Linked DNA regions of Mus musculus: region 1 is linked to region 2. The links are chromatin loops, found by intact Hi-C in ENCODE. Cell type or tissue: heart. All regions are shown on one strand. Each heading gives the region's core, and the rest is flanking DNA. Links, peaks and the distances in the headings are about the cores only.

Evidence for each region. Hi-C counts contacts between places; a loop is a spot of excess contacts. Peaks named below come from ENCODE experiments on the same cell type or tissue, not always from the same donor. Only the 100,000 strongest peaks of a DNase experiment are listed, where the experiment ranks them.
Region 1: it touches region 2 in a loop (2.1-fold over the local background); 1 of 42 quality-filtered maps calls a loop at or near these places.

Annotation. Positions count from the first base shown.
Region 1 is chr11:120,665,350-120,675,536 of GRCm38, reverse strand. Aspscr1 (alveolar soft part sarcoma chromosome region, candidate 1 (human)) reads right to left here and starts at 2,564. Exons shown (of 16, transcript NM_026877.2): 1 at 2,367-2,564; 2 at 1,442-1,497. The coding sequence starts at 2,468. In heart, for the core only: a CTCF peak has its summit at 4,389 (motif pointing right); DNase peaks (open chromatin) are centred at 2,216, 2,526 and 8,656; H3K4me3 peaks cover 1,931 bases; H3K27ac peaks cover 2,300 bases.
Region 2 is chr11:120,485,040-120,495,226 of GRCm38, reverse strand. Mrpl12 (mitochondrial ribosomal protein L12) reads right to left here. Exons shown (of 5, transcript NM_027204.3): 2 at 9,798-9,984; 3 at 9,485-9,571; 4 at 6,993-7,130; 5 at 6,473-6,909. The coding sequence ends at 6,793. Slc25a10 (solute carrier family 25 (mitochondrial carrier, dicarboxylate transporter), member 10) reads right to left here and starts at 3,390. Exons shown (of 11, transcript NM_013770.2): 1 at 3,151-3,390; 2 at 631-750; 3 at 153-267; 4 at 19-67. The coding sequence starts at 3,240. In heart, for the core only: CTCF peaks have their summits at 2,635 and 5,774 (motif pointing left); DNase peaks (open chromatin) are centred at 2,656, 2,896, 3,386, 5,676 and 2 weaker places; H3K4me3 peaks cover 3,975 bases; H3K27ac peaks cover 3,036 bases.

The sequences.
Region 1 (10,187 bases), core at 1,189-9,188, 180 kb before region 2:
TGGGGAGGAGAGGTGAGGAAGAGAGAGAGAGGGAGAAACTGAGAACAAGACCACCTCATCAGCTAGTTCTCATCGGCTGACAGGGATCAGCCATGGTTGATCCGAACCCTCAACATAGGTTCAAAACCAGCAAACTGCCATAGAAAATGCTAGTGGGAACCAGGACATCAGGCCTAAGAGCTGAGAACACTGGGTGGAGAGAAGAGGCCACTCTGTTTACAGCCAGGCACCAGCCAGGGCAATGGGAGCAGTTCTTAAACAAATTACAGTCAGTGGATGGAAAGGGAGACAAGGGCAGAGCTAATGTAGTGTTGTAGAGGAACTGGCTCAAATTATAGTCATTGCTCCAACCAGACACCATTACGTGGACCATGGGCAGGTTAACAGAACAGAGCTGGCACAAAGCTTTGTGGCAGGATATTGTTAGATGGCTTGGCCACTCAAGAGCACATGTTCTGGGATTCTTAGAAGACCAGAACGGGAGCCGGAGACTGGAATGGCCTGATATAGGTATCTTTTCCAAGAAACTTCTTCCTAGAAAGCCCACACGACAGCATGGGAAAGGCCAAGAGAGTGGGCTTCTTGTGTTAGGACAATGTTGTGAAAACATGTCTCCAAGAATAAAAGCTCTACTTAAGACAGAAACCTGCATCCCTCCTATGGCCTCAGACCCGAGGACCTGGTGGAGGACTGCTCTCTTTGTACTAACACCCTGACCCAGAGACCCAGACATGGGAGGACTACAGCAGCTGGGAGGCGAACAATCCCTTTACAGCTTTCTAGCCATTCCTTTGTCCTACCAGGAATTTACACAGACAGCCAAAACCCTGCATTTGTGGGTTTAGACAGTGCTCCCCAAAAGATACATCACTGTTCTTGCCCCTAAAACCTGTGAAAATGACCTTATTTGTCACAAGTATTTATGAATGTAGGTTAAGAGAGTAAATTAAATAAGGTCACCCTGGACTAACCAGAGGACCCTAAACCCAGTGACTTGTGTCTTCGGGCCGTTTGAAGATCAAGGCAGAAGTTGTACTGATGCAGTCACAAGCCAAGAAATACCAGGACAGCCAGAAGCTGAAAGAGATGAGTCCTCTTCCCTAGAATATTCTAGAGTATAGCCACAGGGGTGGGGGTGGGGTCTTTGATCCCAGCATTGTGGAGGCAGAGGCAGAAGGCTCTCTGTGAGTTTGAGACCAGCCTGGTCTACAAAGTGAAGTCCAGGACAGTCAGGGCTACACAGAGAATCTGGGGGCGGTTGGGGGGGGGGGGTGGCACAACCATACTCTGGGCACTTTGGACTTTGCCTTCAGAACTGGGCAAGGATAAACTTCTGTTGTATTAAAGTACCTATGGGGGCGCTTCTAAGGCAGAGATAGTATGTGTTGAGAAAAGGACCAGGTAGACTGAGAAGCCCACAGCTGAGTCCAAGCAAACTCACTTCAGGTCGTATTCACTGGGGTTGAAGTCTTGCCGCCGGCATGTGTCTTCTAGTACCTGTGGGACAAATGATCGGTAAAACCTACCTCAACTGATAGTAGGCGCACTGGCCAGCCCACCAAACATCTCACTCACCAGCTCCAAGCAAACTACATGCAAATCCTGTCTACTCTCTCCCCTCCTACTGGGGACCCATTATTGACTTAATCCTCCAACTATGGCCTAGCCTGTCCACCCCTGGTCCCATGTTCTAGGCTCTGCGAGGCCTCTAGCCACAAATAATAATCTGCCTTACTGAACTTTGTGTCCACGGCCACTCTGTGGCCCGGCAGTCTTTGTGCAACTGCTGCATGACCAGAACCCTCCTCTACATGAGCGCAGCTCCAAATGGAGGTCACTCTGTATGGCCCTGCCACAGATATGAATCGTGTACGCCTTTGTAACCTAACAACAGAGGTTTAATAAGCAGGTGTAATTCATACGAGGTCACAAACAGCAACAATCAAAAGCCGTGAGTGACTTAGCAAAATTCACTTCCGGGAACACAGGCCCTAGGGTCCGGAGGGACGCCCCTGAGCTGAGCAGGAAGGAACGCCACTCTTCCCGGTGACCGAGAAGGCTGGATTCGGACAAGCGCCGAAGATTCTGGGGCTCGCAAGGCTCGACCCTGTTAGTGGGGTCCACCCCACCGTGCTCAGCAAACGCGCCTCCAAGTATCCCGCCCCGCCCCCGGGACCCAGATCTAGAGGATGGGGCGGACAGCCGCGCGAAAGGCGCTCATTGGCTGCCTCAGGCCCCGCCCACCGGGACCCGGTCCCGCCCTACCGCCCTAGGAGCAACCGCAGGGGCGGGCCCTGATGCGGCGACCCCGGGCGGCCCGCGGGTCCACCCATCCGCCCGTTCCCCACCCGGGCCGGCGGCCGCACCTGCAGCAGCACGGTGCTCGGCGTCACCTTCACCGTGTGGCGCCGCCCGTTTGGGGCCAGCACCGACACCGCGGAGCCCCCGCCGCCCGCCGGGGCCGCCATCTTCCGCTCACGTGACCGCAGCCGGCTCGCCTCAAACAACTTTATCCGCAACAGCCCGGACGCACAGCCACGCGGTCTCGGGGGCGGGGCCAACTCGCTTCCGGGCCCGCCCCCGGCGCTCTGGCTCTGCTTTGCTATTAGGCAGCCTGATGGCGTCCCGACGGCGCGGACCAAAGGCACCTCCCTGGAAGGAGCACAGTTCTGTCAGGGACATTGTTTCTTCATCCGGAGGCACGTGTTCCTGGGAACCTCCAAGCTCTGGGGGCTGCCTGCAAGAAAGCTATGCTGCCTGGGGCCAGCCTGGGGCCCACAGCTACCTGTCTGTCACCAAGTACTGGGTATGCGCACACCAGAGTTAGCCTTTGTACCTACTCCGTTAAGTACTGATCCTGCCTCCCTTCTCAAGTGTTCCTGTGATCATCATCGTCACATGGCGACAACCTTTTAGAAAAATATTTTATTGAGACTGATGTGGTAATGCAAGCCTTTAATCCCAGTATGTTGGAGGCAAAAACAGATCCCTGAGTTCAAGACCAGCCTGGTCTACAGAGCAACAGTCTTCCAGGACAACCACGGCTACCCAGAGAAACCCTGTCTTGAAAAAATAACAACAACAATAATAATAAAGTTATATTTTATGTGTTTTTTTTTTATTGTGTGTCTGTGGAAGAGCAGGTACAGGCATGCTATGGTACCTGTGTGCATTGTCAGCGAACTTGCCTGTTCCCTCCTTCCACCTTGTGGGACTGAGGGATTCATTTGAGGTTACCAGGCTTGGTGGCACTTTTACTTGCTGAGCCATCTTGTTGACTTCAGGCCCTCTCTTAGCTTGTCACCATGACTTCAAGGAGAATGCTTTGCCTATGGTCCTTGGGATTGTTGTAAAAATCTCCAAATCTGACTGGAGAAGCTGGTATACAGCATCTGTGTCACACGTGTGTATTGACAAACATGGGGAAAAGAATGGGAAGAGTTTGCGTGTTCTATGCAACCTTAGACCCTCACTGTGCTGCCCACCTTCCCGGGTCCCCTTTGGTTTTCTTCCTTTCTTTTTTACACACTAGCATTTAAAACAAAACCTCACAAACCCTCAAGTCTGTTTTCTTTCAACTGTCCCACTGTTAGAATCCTCTGGCAGAACATTTAGAGAGGTGCAGTGAGAAAAATGGACAGCCATCAAGAGATACAGATTGTTCTGAAAGTGAGCATGTGAAATTTGACCATGGTCAGGCTCAAGTTAAAGTCGGAATCCTCCATAATCAAGGTCCCTCTTTCCTTGGGTAGTAAATTAGTCAGCTATAGGCTAATTCTTTAAGACTACAATGCCATGTTTTTTTTTTTTTCTTCCCACATTTATTATGCAACAGTTTTAACACCAATTGATGAATGAGTTTTTTTTATTTATTTCCTTGACAGTTGTCCGGGCTAGTTTTATGTCAACTTGACACAAGCTAGAGTCATCGGAAAGAAGGAAACCTCAAATGAGAAAATAACTCCACAAGATCTGGCTGTGGGGCATTTTTCTTAATTAGTGATTGATGTGGGAGGGCTCAGCCCATTGTGGGTGGTGCTATCTCTTGGTAGTGGTTCTGGGCAGTGGTGGCCCACGACTTTAATCCCAGCACTCCAGCGGCAGAGGCAGGCAGATTTCTGAGTTTGAGGCCAGCCTGGTCTACAGAGTGAGTTCCAGGACAGCCAGGGCTACACAGAGAAACCCTGTGTCAAAAACCAAAAAATAAAAAAAATAAAAAATAAATAAAAAAGAGAAAAAGAAACATCTCTCTTTAAAAAAAAATCATATATATTAAATTAATGTGAATTCTGGGGTTTTCTTCTTTTTTTCTTTTTTTTTAGATTTATTTATTTATTATATGTAAGTACACTGCAGCTGTCTTCAGACACACCAGAAGAGGGAGTCAGATCTTGTTACGGATGGTTGTGAGCCACCATGTGGTTGCTGGGACATGGATTTGAACTAAGGACCTTTGGAAGAGCAGTCGGGTGCTCTTACCTGCTGAGCCATCTCACCAGCCCTTCTTTTTTCTTTTTTTAGGTTTTCTTTTTTAATATTTTATATGTGGCCAGACAGTGGTGGTGCATGCCTTTAATCCCAGTACTTGGGAGGCAGAGACAGGCAGATTTCAGAGTTCCAGGACAGCCAGGGCTACACAGAGAAACCCGATCTCAAAAAAACAAAAACAAAAAAACATATATATATATATATATATGTGTGTGTGTGTGTGTGTGTGTGTGTGTGTGTGTGTGTATAATATGTGTGGAAGTTTTGCCTGCAAGCATGTCTGTATATCACATGCATTCCCTTGGTTCCAGTAGAGGCCAGAAGTAGGTATCAAATCCCTTGGAACTGGAGTTATAGATAGCTATGAGCTACCATGTGGGTGCTGGGACTTGAACCTGCAACACCTGGAAAAACTGCCAGTGCTCTTAACCACTGAGCCATCTCTCTAGCCCCTCATGCCTTTTTTTTTTTCCATTTCATTGTAGGGTTTGAGTATTGTTTCTTTCGTGCTTAAATTGACCTAAATTTAGTCATTATGACTGCCTTCACGCTGGCTGCTGTGCTTCTTGTGAGGAGTAACTTTAAATTCTTTGTGTTTGTCTCTGTTGTTTTGTTTTATATAAGGTTTCCTGTAGCCTAAATGGCCTTTTATTGTTGATCCTGCCTCCACAGCATGACTGCTGGGATTACAGGCATGTGCCACCATCATTGACTGTCTCACCCTGTATAGACCAGGCTGACTTTGAACTGGTTGCCTCCAAGTGCAAAGATGACAGCTGCTAAACAGCATATCTGACCCAAACAAACAAACAAACCAACAAAAAAGAATTCTTACGACTCTGCCAGAGGACCTGAGTTTGATTCCCAGCACCTATATCAGGACGCTCACAACTCTCTGTAACTCAAGATCCAAGGATCCAACACCCTGTTCTGGCCTTTGATGGTACCAGCAAGCATATGGCTTATACTTACACACATACACACATACACACATACACACACATACACACTTACACATATGCACACATTCACACAAACATATGTACACATTCACACACATATATGCACACATTCACACACACATACACACATTCACACACATAGACACAAGCATACACATACACATGCAAATAAATAAATGTAAAGAGTAAGTTGGATGCATTGTACTTCTTTGACACTGAATACTTCTTTAATGCTTACTTCCTAGGGACAAGGACATTTTCTAATACATAGAATATGAACTAGGACTAGGCTTGGAGGTGCACTTGGGAGGCAGAGACTGGGAGATCTCTACATTTGAAATCTTGCAATGTGGTCTACATAGTGAGTTCTAGGACAACCAGGACTAGAAAGACCCTGTCTCAAAAGATAGAAATAAAAAATAAAATAAAGAAATCTGCATCTTTCAATACAAGGTCTCTTCCGCAGTGAGAATGTTCAGTTATAGTGCTCTTTTAAAATTTTCTGTTTTAAGAGATGTTGCAAGAATAGAGCTGTAGATTATATTTGCAAGATCTGGAGTTTGAACCCTAGCACTACAAAAGAAAAAATTTTTAAAATTTTTTAAAAAAAGCATTTCAGAGCTTTAACAACATCATCACAATCAACAATAAGAGGTGTACAACCAGGCACAGTGGCTCAAACCTCCCAGCATGTGGGAGGCTGAGGCAAGAGGGTTGTCATGTGTTTGCCATCTGCCTGAAATACACTGTGAGGCCCCGGGAGTCTGGGCTGCAGAGTGAGGCTTTAGAGTAAGAAAGCAAAGCTGAATTGGTACAATGAGCCATACACGCACAACATCTGAATTCAAAGTCCAGAACCCAGTGTGGAGTCAGAGAACAGACTCCCAAAACAACTTCTACCCTCATGAGCGCATGATGCAGGGCATGCACACACCAGCTGTGGTAGCACTTGTCTGTAATCCCAACACTTGAGAGGCAAAAGCAGGATTAAATCTGAGGGTGACCTCAGCTATACAGCAAGTTCTAGACAGCCATATAGGAAGACCCTGCACAATCAAAAACAAAAGCAGTGGTGGCCTTTTGTCCCAACACTTCAGAGGCAGAGACAGGCAGATCTCTAAGGTCGAGGACAGCCTGGTCTACAGAATGAGTTCTAGACCTTCAGAGCTACACAGAGAAACCCTGTCTTGAAAACAAAACAGGAAAAAACAACCCCCCCAAAATAAAATTAAAACAACAGCAACAAGCCGGGCTGTGGTAACATATGCCTTTAATCCCAGCACTTGAGAGGCAGAGGCAGACGGATTTCTGAGTTCAAGGCCAGCCTGGTCTATAAAGTGGGTTCCAGGACAGCCAGGGCTATACAGAGAAACCCTGTTTCGAAAAAACAAAACAAAACAAAACAAAACAAAAAAACAAAAAATAACAACAACAACAACAAACAAACAAACAAACAACAAAGACAAAGGCTGGTGTTGTGGCTTAGTTGTTTGGGTGCTTATTCAGCATGCATAATACCCTAGTTTCAAATTCTTGTATCACAATGATACATGCCTGTTATCCCAGCACTCAGGAGATGGAGATAGGAAGGTCAGAAGTTCAAGGCCACCCTCCATGGCATACCATGTTGAGGCCAGCTAAAATACATAAGACCCTGTCTCAGAGAAAGAAACAAAGAGATTAAAGATATCTTTATAGTTATTTTTGTCCTTTGACTATATCTCACTAGAGAAGGAAAACACAGAATATTATGTTCTAAAGTTTGATGCAGTGAGTAGTGTGCACCTGTCATCTCCACTAGCTACTTGAGGGACTAAGATAGAAAAATCATTTGATCCTGGGAGCTAAAAGCCACTCTCAACAGCACAGTGAGACCCCACTCATCTGAAATAAGAAAATGCAATAAATATTAGGGAAAAGCTAATTTTTTTCCACAGTTAGGTCAGGGTGATATATGATGGTTCTCCAAAGAAACAAACTCTTGAGAAGCAAAGGCAGAAAGTCACTACAAGTCTGAAGCCTCTATGGGCTTCTAGTGGCCTTTAGGCCAGTTAGGAATATAGAGGGAGACCTTGTCTTAAAACAGACAAAAGCAAACACCTAACAGGTGTGGACATTGACTTTGGAGGGTACTGACCGTAAGGACCTGCTGTTGTCTGTAAGTGGGAGAGCTAGGAGAGCCCTCGGTGGTATTTATCTGCACTGTGACAGTTAGACAGCAAGGGACTCAGAGGCTGCTGCTTCAAGTCCTGAAATCTAAAGGCTTAGAGCCAGATGTTCTACCACTGGCAAAGAACAGAAGTTGGGCATCCCAGGTCAAGAAGAAAGAAAAAGCTGAGCTCTGTGGCACACACCTTTGACCCCAGGACTTGATCATGGAGACATCACGTCTTTTCTTCATTAAATATGCCTAATGGCCAGACAGTGGTGGTGCATGCCTTTAATCCCAGCACTTAGGAGGCAGAAACAGGCAGATCTCTGAGTTTGAAGGCAATCTGGTCTACAGAGTGAGTTCCAGGACACCCAGGCCTAAACAGAGACCCTGTCTCAAAACACACACAGACATACACAGACACAGACACATAGACATACACAGAGACATACACACACATACACATACACAGAGACACACACACATACACACAGACACACAAACACATACACACAAACAGACACACACAGACACAGAGACACACACACGAGTTTGTTTTTTTGTTTTTTGGGGTTTTTTTGGTTTTTTGTTTTTGTTTTTTGTTTGTTTGTTTTTTTCGAGACAGGGTTTCTCTGTATAGCCCTGGCTGTCCTGGAACTCACTTTGTAGACCAGGCTGGCCTTGACCTCAGAAATCTGTCTGCCTCTGCCTCCCAAGTGCTGGGATCAAAGGCGTGAGCCACCACGCCCGGCTGAGTTTTAAGTTTTTAGGGGTCAGACTACAAGATAGTCAACCCACTGCTTAGTGATCTGCTCAGCTTTGGGTGTCTCATGTGAGAGAAGAGGCCTTCTCCCAGCTACTGCAAGAAGGACGCACCTGAGAGGGACCTGCTCCTCAGCTCTCTCTGCCTTTAACCGCTTTAACTACTCCTGAGAATGAATCTAACATCCTTTTGGAGGACACCTTCCTTCTGCTGCTGGCCCATCTCCCTCCTCCTTCCTCCTGCCAGCAGCTAGACAGCTGTTCCAAAGATCTGCTTTGAATTAAAGTGGTATGGCCCTTTAAGAGAAGCATCCACAGCCTCCAGCGCTGAAAGGTTCCCAGTAGCAAAATCTGAGAGTTTGTTTCTGTCTCCCCAGAGGCCACTTGCAAGCCTGCCGGAGGATCACAGGGTTGGGAAGAGGGAGCTGGAGGTCACATGACAGCCGGCCTCATTGGCCTGTAGAGTCTATTGCTTCAGGCACCTGGGGGCCAGCAACTGGACAGCTGAGGGCTTGGTACCAGCCTGCAGCTCTTAGGACATCCCTAGCAGCTTTGTCCATTCAGAATCAAGGCTATATACTAGGTATCTCAGGGTACTCCAGAGGCACCCCAAGAAGTTCCACAGATAAGCAGCAACCCCTCTCCAGCTTGGGAACGCATCTACCCTAGTGAGCCTCCACTTAGCCCTTGTCACTGCAAGCCAGCATCCAGCAGGGTCCCCCCCACTGGTCTGTCTGCTGGGGAAGGAAATGGGCTAGGGCAGGTCTTAGCTGCAGAGGTCCTGGTAGGAACAAGTCCTGTAGAAACATCAGTAAGGGCCAAAGCAGGTAAGTGCTCTAAGCTGCTAACTCTGGGTCACCCATACTGGTTCATCATTGAGGGGCTGTAGGGCTTCAGTCTCAGGACTCTCATGCTCCCAGTGAAGGATCAGCAACACAGCCTTTCTGCCAACTGACCACAAAGCTACTCCAAGCTGCCTACAGAGCCAGGCGTGGTGGCGCACGCCTTTGATCCCAGCACTCTGGAGGCAGAGGCAGGCGGATTTCTAAGTTCGAGGCCAGCCTGGTCTACAGAGTGAGTTCCAGGACAGCCAGGGCTACACAGAGAAACCCTGTCTTGGGAAAAAAAAAAAGCTGCCTACAAAAGGCCACCCGTTTTCCAGGAGCCAGAGCTGAAAGTCTCTGAGAGCTCAGTTTCCAACAACTAGCTGAAAAACCTGCCATCCTTGGTGAGTTTCTTTCCTCCGGCCAAGAGGAAATAAGCTAATGAATACCGGTACAGATATGAAAACTTCGGGAAAACTAAAAGAGGCTTAGTTTCAGGGTCTTCCTGGCTCTGAGCTCCAGCTCAGACAAAGAGGTGGGTTCGTAGCTATCTTCAGAGCTTCCCTTCAGGGCAGGCTACAGGACATGAGGCTATCCTGCCCAGATTTCTTGCTCACTTGGACCTCAGAGGCCAGCAGCTGGAGTGCAGAACAGCCCAGATGGCCATGTGAAGCCTGGTGGCTGAGACCAGCATATAACAGCTGGGCCCCAGACAGCAGAAGGTAGCAGCTGGAACATGGAGCCGGGGAAGAGTGCAGGCTGGGGGCTGGGAATAGATACAGGGAGGAGGCCAGTCCCACATCCGGGCAAGGGAATTGGGTCCAGAGCTGTTGGATGTGCTAGTCCCTGCTGGCCCAGCTCTCTAACCAGGTCATTCATCTGTTGGTTCCCACAGAAGGTCTCAGATGGGACTCATGCAGCACCATCTGCCTCTGCCACACGCTCCTCCTTCAACACAGACCTCAGCTCTTTCCTGAAATGTTCCATCTTGGGTCTTTC
Region 2 (10,187 bases), core at 1,000-8,999:
TGAGAGACGCATACAAACCTGACATTGACCAAATCTGCTGGGGTCCCCACGAAGCCTCCAGTTAAACCTGCAGTGATATAAACATCAGGACCCGACGGCTCCCCGTGTCCTGGGCCTCTGCCCGGCCCTTGCCCTGACTACCCAGTGCTCACCACTGATGCCGCCCAGCAACACCTTGTTGTAGAAGGGGAGAGGCCCCTGGGAGTCCTTGGTCATGTAGTCCCGCATGGTCTCGTAGATTGCGAACCGAGTCAGAGAGTAGGTCATCTGGGGAGGGGGCCTGGCTCAGAGGACTGGGCACTCCACCCAGTGTCCATTCCAAAGCCACCGAGCTTTCGAGCAGCCGAGACAAATTCACAAACCCAGAGGAGCTGTTCCTGGCTGTTCTCAGCCTCAGTTTCCCCTTCTGAGGCTGGAAGGCAGGCCCCTGCAGCACACCCACCCCTGTGCCTCATCTGTAATAAATCTCAAGGAGGAAGAGAAAGTAGCTGAAACTCCCTAAGGCTCCTTCCTAGGACTGAGCCCCAGAACCAACCCCTGAGAGGCTTGTTCTGAGACCCAGGAAGCTGATGTCAACAGGAGAGGAAGAAAGAACTTTTCATTTGAGAGAACCAAGCCGTATGCACGTACCTGCCTGCACAGCGAGGCACTCAGGCCGTTGTAGAGCGCCAGGAAGCCATCGGTTCGCACCACCTGCAGTGCCATTCCAGTCATGCGCAGCTTCACCTCCTGTTGGGTCTGTAGATGCACCTGTGCATAGGCAGGGAGAGAGTGTCAAGTCCATGCAGAGCAGAGCTCTGACCTAGCCACAAGTAGGTAGAAACAAGGTTGCAATGAGCCGGCTCAATACGAGCTCTGATGAATTATTTCCAGGTCTGTCCCCTGTGGACTCCATGCTGTCAGCATCCCTACCTAGGGGGAAACCAAGGCAAGGCAGCAGAGAGGTTCCCAAGGGCCTAAGGCTGTTGGGGTGTGCCTAGTCCAGGGTCTGGAACTGTACAGCACAGTTACACCTCTTATACAGTAGTGACAATTACGACCCACAAGGCTGTACCTCGCTCTCACTCCTGTCCCAGTGGCCTAGGGTCAGGCTCAGGATCTTTGGCCCTGATCAGTCTTGTATCAGCCCTGGTACTGATTCCAAAGGAGCCTGTCCCCAGCCAAATGTGGCCCCACAAGCATGCTCACACTCATGCAAAAGAAGAAAAAGGCGACAGGGAAAGAGCTAAGATGGTGAGGACAGAAGGGGCCACATGGGTGTCATCCTCCAGTTGTATGCAGACCAAGGGGGAAAGAGGGTCAAGGCCCACCCAAGGGACAGTGGCTGTAAGGCTAACAGCTCCTGTACATGTGAGGACCAGGCAAAGTGGACATACCAAGCAAATTCAAAACATGTTTTCAAAGTTGACAAAGTAGGCACGTGATCCTAATACTCAGGTGACTGAAGCAGGGGGATTATGAGTTTGAGGTCAGCCTGAGGTGCAGTAAGAGCCTGTCTTATTAAAACAAAATCCATACAAGCTTTCAAGGGGTCTCTGTTGAGCAGCCCTCACTGGCCTGGGTCCAACAGTGGTCACACATCCATGGCAGCCTTTCTTGTTCCTCTGGGTGGGGGTGGGGCTGAGAAGCAGTGAACCCGGAGGGAACATGGACAATGAACAACCACCTGGGACTTTTACGTCACAGTCTGTCAACACTCAAAAGGACTACCTGGGGGTGAGGTGAGTCTCTGGGGCCCATGGCTGGGTTAGCCATCTAGCCTGACCCCCATGATGGAGAAGGCTGCAGGGACATTCAGAAAGGAAAATACTGTCATGAAGTGCTTCCCAGAACAACCAGTACCTGCCTCTTCCTGTTATAATACCTGCCGGAAGCAATGCCCCGGGGCTGGACCTGTATATGCTACTCCTAGGAAAAGTGAGATTTCAGTCCCCAGTGTACCCAATGGCCAGCATTCTTAGTTAGAAAAGCTATCTGGGAGAAACAATGCATGCCTGAAATCCCTGCACATGGAAGGTCCAATGCCAGCCTTAGCTGCGTAACATGTTCAAGGTAAGTCTGGGGCTACAAATAAATAACAAAGAAAGGAAAGCTATTGACAGAGATCACCCTAGAAGCTTGAAGTAGTAGAAACTGCCTGAGGCTGGATTGCCAGCTCAGACCTCAGGGGCCAATCCAATGTGGGGGACGGGGGAGGTGGCAGCCAGTGTGAATGCTCAGTCCACAGGCTGAAGTAGCAGCCAGAGCTCCTTGGGCAGAGTGGGTGAGTTCTTTGTTCTCTGTAGTAAGACAGAATCAGGAAAAAATTCCCCGAGAATGCCCCTGGGGAACAGGAAGACAGCTGTCTCAGTTTGTCCTATAAGCATTTATTTTTAAAGAAACACACACACACACACACACACACACACACACACAAAACCCTACAAAACCACGTGTCCTATTTGCTTCTTGCTGTGAGACGATCTTATTGGTTAGACCCTATGAACGCAGGGTCTCCTTCCTAGCTCACTTAGGACGGTGCTGATCCCAATATAGCAACGAAACAAGCGGAAGCAGATGACCGAGGTCACATCACCACCTAGTCCATTGCCTTCATTTCCACCCCCCAGTCCTCACAGTAGGTGGTGCTAAGCGCCCAGCAGTGGGAGTGCTCTTGTGCGCAGAGACCAGGCTGGTCTTTGGATCTCAATACCTGTGCACACGCACAACTTTAACCAGAGTTGTCGAGTGTTTGTGGCAAAGGAATGGCTCAGAGTGGCAGAGTTTACTTAAGTATAGCGCAGAGCTGAAGCTGCGCAGTCATCTGTTAGGACTGTGGTTGCGGAGGGATTAGCAGGTAAGCTGAGGAGCAGGAGGTCCTGTCTGAGGCATAGCTGTCTGTCACCTGCGGACGCCAGCTGCAGAGGGTCCCCGGGGATTTTCCACCGCTGCCTACCGGGAAGTAAGTGTATTGGCGCCCGCAGCCGGAGGCCAGCAGCGCAGAGCGGGGCAGCCCGCGGCTCAGGCCGGCGTGGGCGTCACCGGCGGTAATTACCGGGTGCGCAGTCAAGCGGCGGCCGCAGCAGGCGCCTTGTAGGCGCCAGGCCCCGGATGGTCCCCGGCGCCTAGGGCTCACCCGCCCGCTCGGCCTTGAAGCTCAGGCTCACTCACCTTGAGCAGGTCCAGCGGGTGCGTGCAGCAAGCGGCTCCGCAGGAAGCCAGCCCCCCAAAGTACCAGCGAGATGCGCGTGCCTCGGCCATGGCCAGAGCAGCAGCGACCTGGCCCGACCCCGGTGAGCACAACTCCGGTCCCAGCTGCTCAACGCCCGGTTCAAAGTGCTACCGAGCGCCCGCGCCCGGTACAGCCAATGCGCCCGCGCAGCCCCGGGGGCGGGGCCTATGGACTCCGCCCGCCACCGGACTCCAGCCTTGGGAGACTCCGCCTCTGGTCTTAAAGAGGCCGCAACGAGGAGCAATGAGAGGCGATCCACTGGAGCCAACTGTGAAACTGAGCTAACCCATGACCACCCCCACTCTCCAGATCATGGCTTTGGTCTCAGTTCCGAAGGCGCTCTGCCATTCTCAACTCATCAGGAGGTTGGTTTCCTACCAGCACCCTCTAGCCCTAGTCTGAACTTATGCCCTGGTGCTAACTTCGTGTGTTACCCAGGAGAAGGACACGTGTTGCAGCAGTGGACCTCTGTCCCCTATCCCCCTCGAGAGCCCAGCCCCCGCCCAGATGTAGGGGGGGATGGAAACCGTCTTGAGGCCAGCTTGCAAATTAAATAGAAATCAGGGACAAAAGGCTCTTAGTAAAGGGTAGCAGTGCTCCTCCCCCATGCCTACACCCAGCGAGTCCCTGCCAAGTGCAACTCAGCCCAAGCCTTGCTGTGGACACAGCCCTAGGCAGCCACCATGGAGAGGGTTCTGGGCTGTGAATTCTTCATGGTTACTGGCTCAGGCTCCTAGGAGGCAGCTCCAATCTGCCTGGTCTCAGAAGCCCATCTCTACCTACTGAACACGGGCAAAGAAATCCACATGTGCTCCCAGTTTGAGGGTGCACCTGCTAGCCAAGGTGATTTCTGAATCCCAAGGCTGCTTTAAGTCTGGCATTGTGAATGAAAAAGACACGTGTCCTGCAGAAAACTAACGTACACCTGGCCAACTGCTCCAGGCACCGCTCCCGCTGAACATTCAATAGGAGTATCCTATCCAGTCCTGCCAACCAGTGCCCAACTTTGTAGCAGCGAGGGAAGTAGAGAGCATGATGTCGTCTAGAACTCTAGGTGGCCTCCCATGCCAAGATACTTATTGTCATAGTACCAAGGTTGCACAATGCAAGATCTGGCATCTTGCTTGGGGGTGTGCCATCTTGGCATTTCCCCCATGCCCAAGAGCACCCTACACTGGAAGCCTATAACAAGGGGGTGAGGGGCACTTCCCACACTGGATCCATTCCTTTCCTACAGCAGGTACAGACAACATGCAACCTCACGTCTAGGAAGGTCTCTAGGTGGCAGCATCTGATATCTTAGCTGGGCTACTGTGGGGTAGGGAACCGAACAGCTGGCTGCTTGGTTGGTGAGACCAGGAGCACCACTTGGTCTTGCCCATATAGACTAGCCCTACCCAGAAACCATCAAGTACTAGACATACACTGCCAGGCACAGCAGAGGTCATATGCTAAAGGAAGCATGGTTGGTGTTCAGCAAGAGGATACTGCTTTTGTATATAAAACACTGGAGGGACCTTCAAAGTTACATCTAAGAACCATGAGCTACAGAGCCAATGGTTAGGGTATAGAAGTAGGCCTGACTGTCACACAGCAAGGAAACAAAGCTATGCCCAGTTCTGTCTTGTCTCATTTGGTCCAAATCTAATAGGAAGTCTAACCATGTTAACAGAATGGAGGTGACCAGGCTACAGATGTAGACTTATGTAGTCTATCCTTCTCTGAGAGAGCTGGAAACCATTACTGGCCAGAAGACCTCACGTCCATGAAAGACAGCTTACAAGGTAGAGCAAGAACAAGTCCCAACTGGAAAACGTAGGCTAGGAGCTAAGGATTTGTTTTACCTTTAAGACAGGATTTAACATGCATGCAGCTCTCAGATTGGGGTCAAACTGCAGTATACTAGGGCCCACATGTAATGTGTTAACAGGTCAGGAAGGCTGGGGTGGCCAGATTCACCAAGCAAGGGGCCTGAGTTAGCCAGGGAGGTACCTTATTGGCCTAGGTAAGGCCCAAATGTTTTTCTTGCTTTGAAGTGCTTGGGAAGGTGCTCAGAGCTTAAACACACCAGGCAAGCGTTTTACTACCAGTCAGCACAACCATTTTCTAGGGTCTGTAGCTTCTGCCTTCAGATCTCTAAGAGCACAGAATCACTGGAGTGAGGTTAATAGCCAAAGAGGTCAGGGTACATCTGACCTCTAGCTCAGAAAACACAGGCCTGGTATCCATTCCCCCAGCACTGATTGGGCTGGCCTGGGCTGAGATAGTACTCAGAAGTGAACTTTTCGGGCCACAGGACTGGTCTAAGCTGGGATTCTTGAGCTCAGTCACCTGCCCCAGGATCTGGCAAGTGCTACCAGGCCTCCTGGTGTCAACCTTTGTGCAGACAGCCATGATGTGCTGCTAGACAACCATTAACCAGAACAGTGTGGCCATCAGCAACCCCAAGGCAGAGTCCAGTCGTTCAGTCAGGGAGCTGCAGTTTCCTGGCTATGTAGGGTGGAGTGGACTGGTTTATAGCTGGGTGGGGCTGCCAATCACAAGGCAACACTGCCCTCTTCTGGTCTCTTACAGGAACTGCAAATATTCAGTACCAGTGCCAGAGGATACCTTCTGTTCACATACTACTGAGCATTTCAAATGAAGAAACTGTTGCTCTCCTAGGCTCAGCTCAGAGTTCTAGGAACAAAAGAACATACCCCACATGCTACCTTGGGTGGGACCCAATCCAGGCTTGGTCTGGGTCTTCCAAGACCTGCATGCACAAGCCCCTTCTTCCACGCTGCCCTATCCCAAATCCATCAGAACTCCCATCTTCTAAGTTTAAGTGCCCTTATCTCCCAATGGGCAACAATCTTGCCTTGGGTATTAAGAGTTAACAGCTCTGCCCCGCCCCTTCACCTGAGTCTATTCTGGATCCAAGACTGTTGGGCCAGGGTTACACTTTGCTACTTTGAAATCTCCAAGTATATGTTGGGCAGTGTTGATACACAGCAGGTAGAAGCAGGTGGATTTGAGTTCAAAGGCAGCCTGGTCTACAAACAAGTTCCAGGACAGCCAGGGCTACATCTTAAAGGAACACTACCTCTCCAAGTATCTATATGGAAATTCCTCATCCAAACATCAAGACACAACCCCTCCCTTAAACCCAGCTCCATTCTGTGCTGTGTCTGGGTGGACACATCAAGGATAGGCCCCTCCCACAAACAATGAGACGTGATATATGGCTGCAGGCCCCAAGCAAGGTTCAGGACACACACATGCCTCCAGGTGGTCCTTTATACTCCCAGCCCTGGGCACACACACCACTCATTGAACACCCCAGCCTGAATAGTATATTTTCTCAGTAGCCACCAGAGGGTGTGTTCACTTGGTAAGCTCCCAAGGCAATCTCTTGTGAGTTCTGCAAAGGTTGTCACTGCCCCACCCCATCACAGTAGGTCCATCCTGTCCCTCTCAGGAGACTTCGGACACTCGCGTCACTAGCTGTTGCTCCCACCACAGCAGCTGGGAGTGAATCGGGGTGAGCAGGCTTTGCCCGGATCCCAGAACTCTAGTCCGTAAGTCCTCATAACCATGCCTCACTCCAGAACCACGGTGCCACCCACTGCCTCCAAGGCTGCTTTGATCTTCTCGGCCTCAGCTTTGGCGACGTTGGCTTTGATTTCCTGGGGCAGGGACTCTACCAGCTTCTTGGCCTGAAAGAGACAACAGTCAGAAGTGTGGGGCATTAAAGCTGTCCCACCGAGGAGAGGAGAAGGCACTGAGGAGCGGGCCGCACCTGGACGAGGTTGATGCCCTGGACGTAGTTCTTGATCTCCTTGATCAGCTTTACTTTGTCCACAGGCTTTGCCTCTGTCAGGCGGACGGTGAAGTGTGTCCGCTCTTTCTGTTTGGGGACGTCTTCCTCCTCGGCCGCCTTAGGGTGTGGAAACAAAGATGAGGTGAGTAGGGAAGGATGGGGTGTGGCTGCCCCACCAGGACCTGCAGGTAAGATCCAAACATAACCTGAGCTCTACCTGCACAAAGCCACACCAGGCAGATCTTTCACAGGACCTCTCCCCGGAACAAGACATACTCTGTGCCTCCCTTTGCCATCCTCTACGGCGGTGTCCCTGTGTGCTTTTGGAATTTGTGAGACAGAGTCTACTCTGTGTAGCCCTGGATATCCTGGAACTTGTCCTGTAGACCAGGCTGGCCTCAACTCAGATCTGCCTGCTTCTGCCTCCAGAGTGCTGGGATTAAAGGTGTGCATCGCTACTGCCCGGCTCATTTTACATCTCTTAAAGATTGTAATTGATGGGGCTGGGTAGATGTTTGTCTTGCAAGTTTGAGGATCTGAAGTGGATCCCTGGAGCCCATGAAAAAGAAATGAGGCACAGTAGCTTGTGCCTGTGACCCAGCACTGACAAGGAACACAACAGGACCCAAGGGCCCACTGGCTACCCAGCCTAGCCTTATCAACAAGTTCCAGGCCGAGGGAAAGAACGTGTCTAAAAATGAGGTAAGTGGTGCTTGAACACGGAGGCTTCCTTGTGAACGCACGCACACGCACGCACGCACGCATATATAGGTAACCAGCAATTGGAACCTACAAGGCAGGGAGAATAACAAATGCTTTGCAGATAATAAATGGTTACAGAAACATCAGGACTACCTCAATCCTCAGCCACGACAACGACAGAACCATTTTTGAGGGGGTGGAATGGGAGGGGAGGGTTGAGACAGGGTTTCTTTACGTGACAGGCCTAGGTGACCTGGGACTCACTTTATGGACCAGGTTGGGTCAAACAGTTTCACCTGCCTCCTGAGTGCTGGGGTTTGAAGGCATACACTACAGGCCCGGCTAGAGTGACAACTATTTCAAGCCTTATTCTTGTGGTCCCAGCTTTGAGCCCCACCATCTGGGACACAACTGGATTGGGCCTGCATCCTGATACAGTTATGACCTTTTTCAAAGGCACTCCAGCTTAGGCAATGAGACCTAGCCTTGCTTTAAAAGTGAAGTCTGGGCTGGAGAAATGGCTCAGAAGCTAAGAGTACACTCTGTTGTTCATAGGAGCCTGAGTTCAGTTCCCAGCACCCATGTCAGGCTGGTAACAACAGCCTTCACCTCCAGCTTAAGGGACCCCACACTCTCTTCTGACCTCGCTAGCTACCCACATACATGTGGCACACACACAAACTAAGCAGCACTTATCTGACATAGGGTTTCACTGCGTTGCCCTGGAAGGCTGAGAATTCAGAGATCTGCCTGCATTTACTTCCCAAGTGCTGAGATTAAAAGTGTATGCTACCTTGCCTGGCCCTCCCTTCAGATTTCTTCCCCCTGGTTTTTCAAGTCAGGGTTTCTTGGTACAGCCTTGGCTGTCCTGGAACTCACTCTATAGACCAGGCTGACCCCGAACTCAGAAATCTGTCTGTCTCTGCCTCCCAAATGTTAGGATGTGTGCCACCACTGCCTGGCTTCTCCCACTCAAAATTTAAATATCCCTTGGAGGGCTGGAGAGATGGCTCAGCGGTTAAAAGCACCGACTGCTCTTCCGAAGGTCGTGAGTTCAAATCCCAGCAACCACATGGTGGCTTACAACCATCCTTAATGAGATCTGACTCCCTCTTCTGGAAATGTCTGAAGACAGCTACAGTGTACTTACATATAATAAATAAATAAATCTTTAAAAAAAAAAATCACTTGGAAACCCTCTGTCAGCCAGAACTCTTTGAGAAACACCTTGCTTTCTCTTCCTCAACACCTTCAAGTTTGATTCAACATTGTCATGTTGTAGAGGCCTTCCTCGAAATTCCAAGTCTCTTCCCTACCTGTCCAAATTGGTGCAGTGCACTTGAGGCAGGCACTCTCCCACAACATCTCTGTGCCCTCCCTACTTTTAATAATACTCAAGACTGCTGCACTGTTTGGCGTACCGTTTCCTCTCTTCAGATCATTTTTCCCACCAGTGTAGCTCAGAGGGCAGAAGGAAAGCTAGCTTACAGAATCGAGGTCCTGATCCCCAGAACCCATGCGGAAGGGGAGAACCCCCAAAAGCTGACCTTTGACCACCCCCTGCTCATGCACACCCACACACATGCACGCACTAGTAAAGATCTCGAATGCCTTCGGCAGAAAATTTCCCAAAGCTATTGCAGGGAGCCCACAGCAGAACACAGGGATTACAGCTACAGACTCAAGGAGGAACAGGGAAATACCTAAGTTATTGAGTCGGGCAGTTAACTGGGCACACAGAACTGGGTCTTCCTGTGGCCTAGGCTCACCTCAGAGGCCGGTGCTGCAGCAGAGACGGGACCAGGCACCATGCCACCCATTGGCATAAGGCCGACATCCTGGATCTTCAATGTTTTCTGTAGGATGAAGGAGAGGTCTCAGTGGCTGCTTATCAAACCCTAAATGGAGGTACAAATGGAGGTACAAGCCTATTTGGCCCTACCACCTAGGAAAGTACATTTGATAATTTACCAAACTCCCAAAACACCCCAGAAGAGACAGGGACCTCTGACCTTTGTTTGGTAAAAATACAACTAGAAGGCAGGGACTTTAGTCCTGGCCTGTGCCGATCTCTCCTAATACCTTCAGGAGTTCGTTGAGGTCTGAGATCTCCAGGAGCGTAAGGCTGGCAATGTCTTGGACCAGCTGCTGGATCTTGGGGGGGTATTCTTTGGGAGCATTATCCAGAGGTGCGCCGGCGAGTGCTTCACTCCTTCGGTGGCTGCTGCTTCTCAACTGCCGCGCTGCACAGACGCTGGGCATCTGTTGCCTACCCCAGGCAAACAGCCGTTAGATCAGAAAAAACGGGAGACTCAAGGGTACAAGATCCATGTGCTCAGTCTGCCACCGCTGAGGCCAGGCTCCACAAGCTGGGGTTAAGGGACCCGAAAAAGCTTTCCTACATTTCCCATAGAGCCTCAGGAGCCCACGACTATGTCTGCAATACTGCCCAGAACGGCAGGCTTCTGGTTG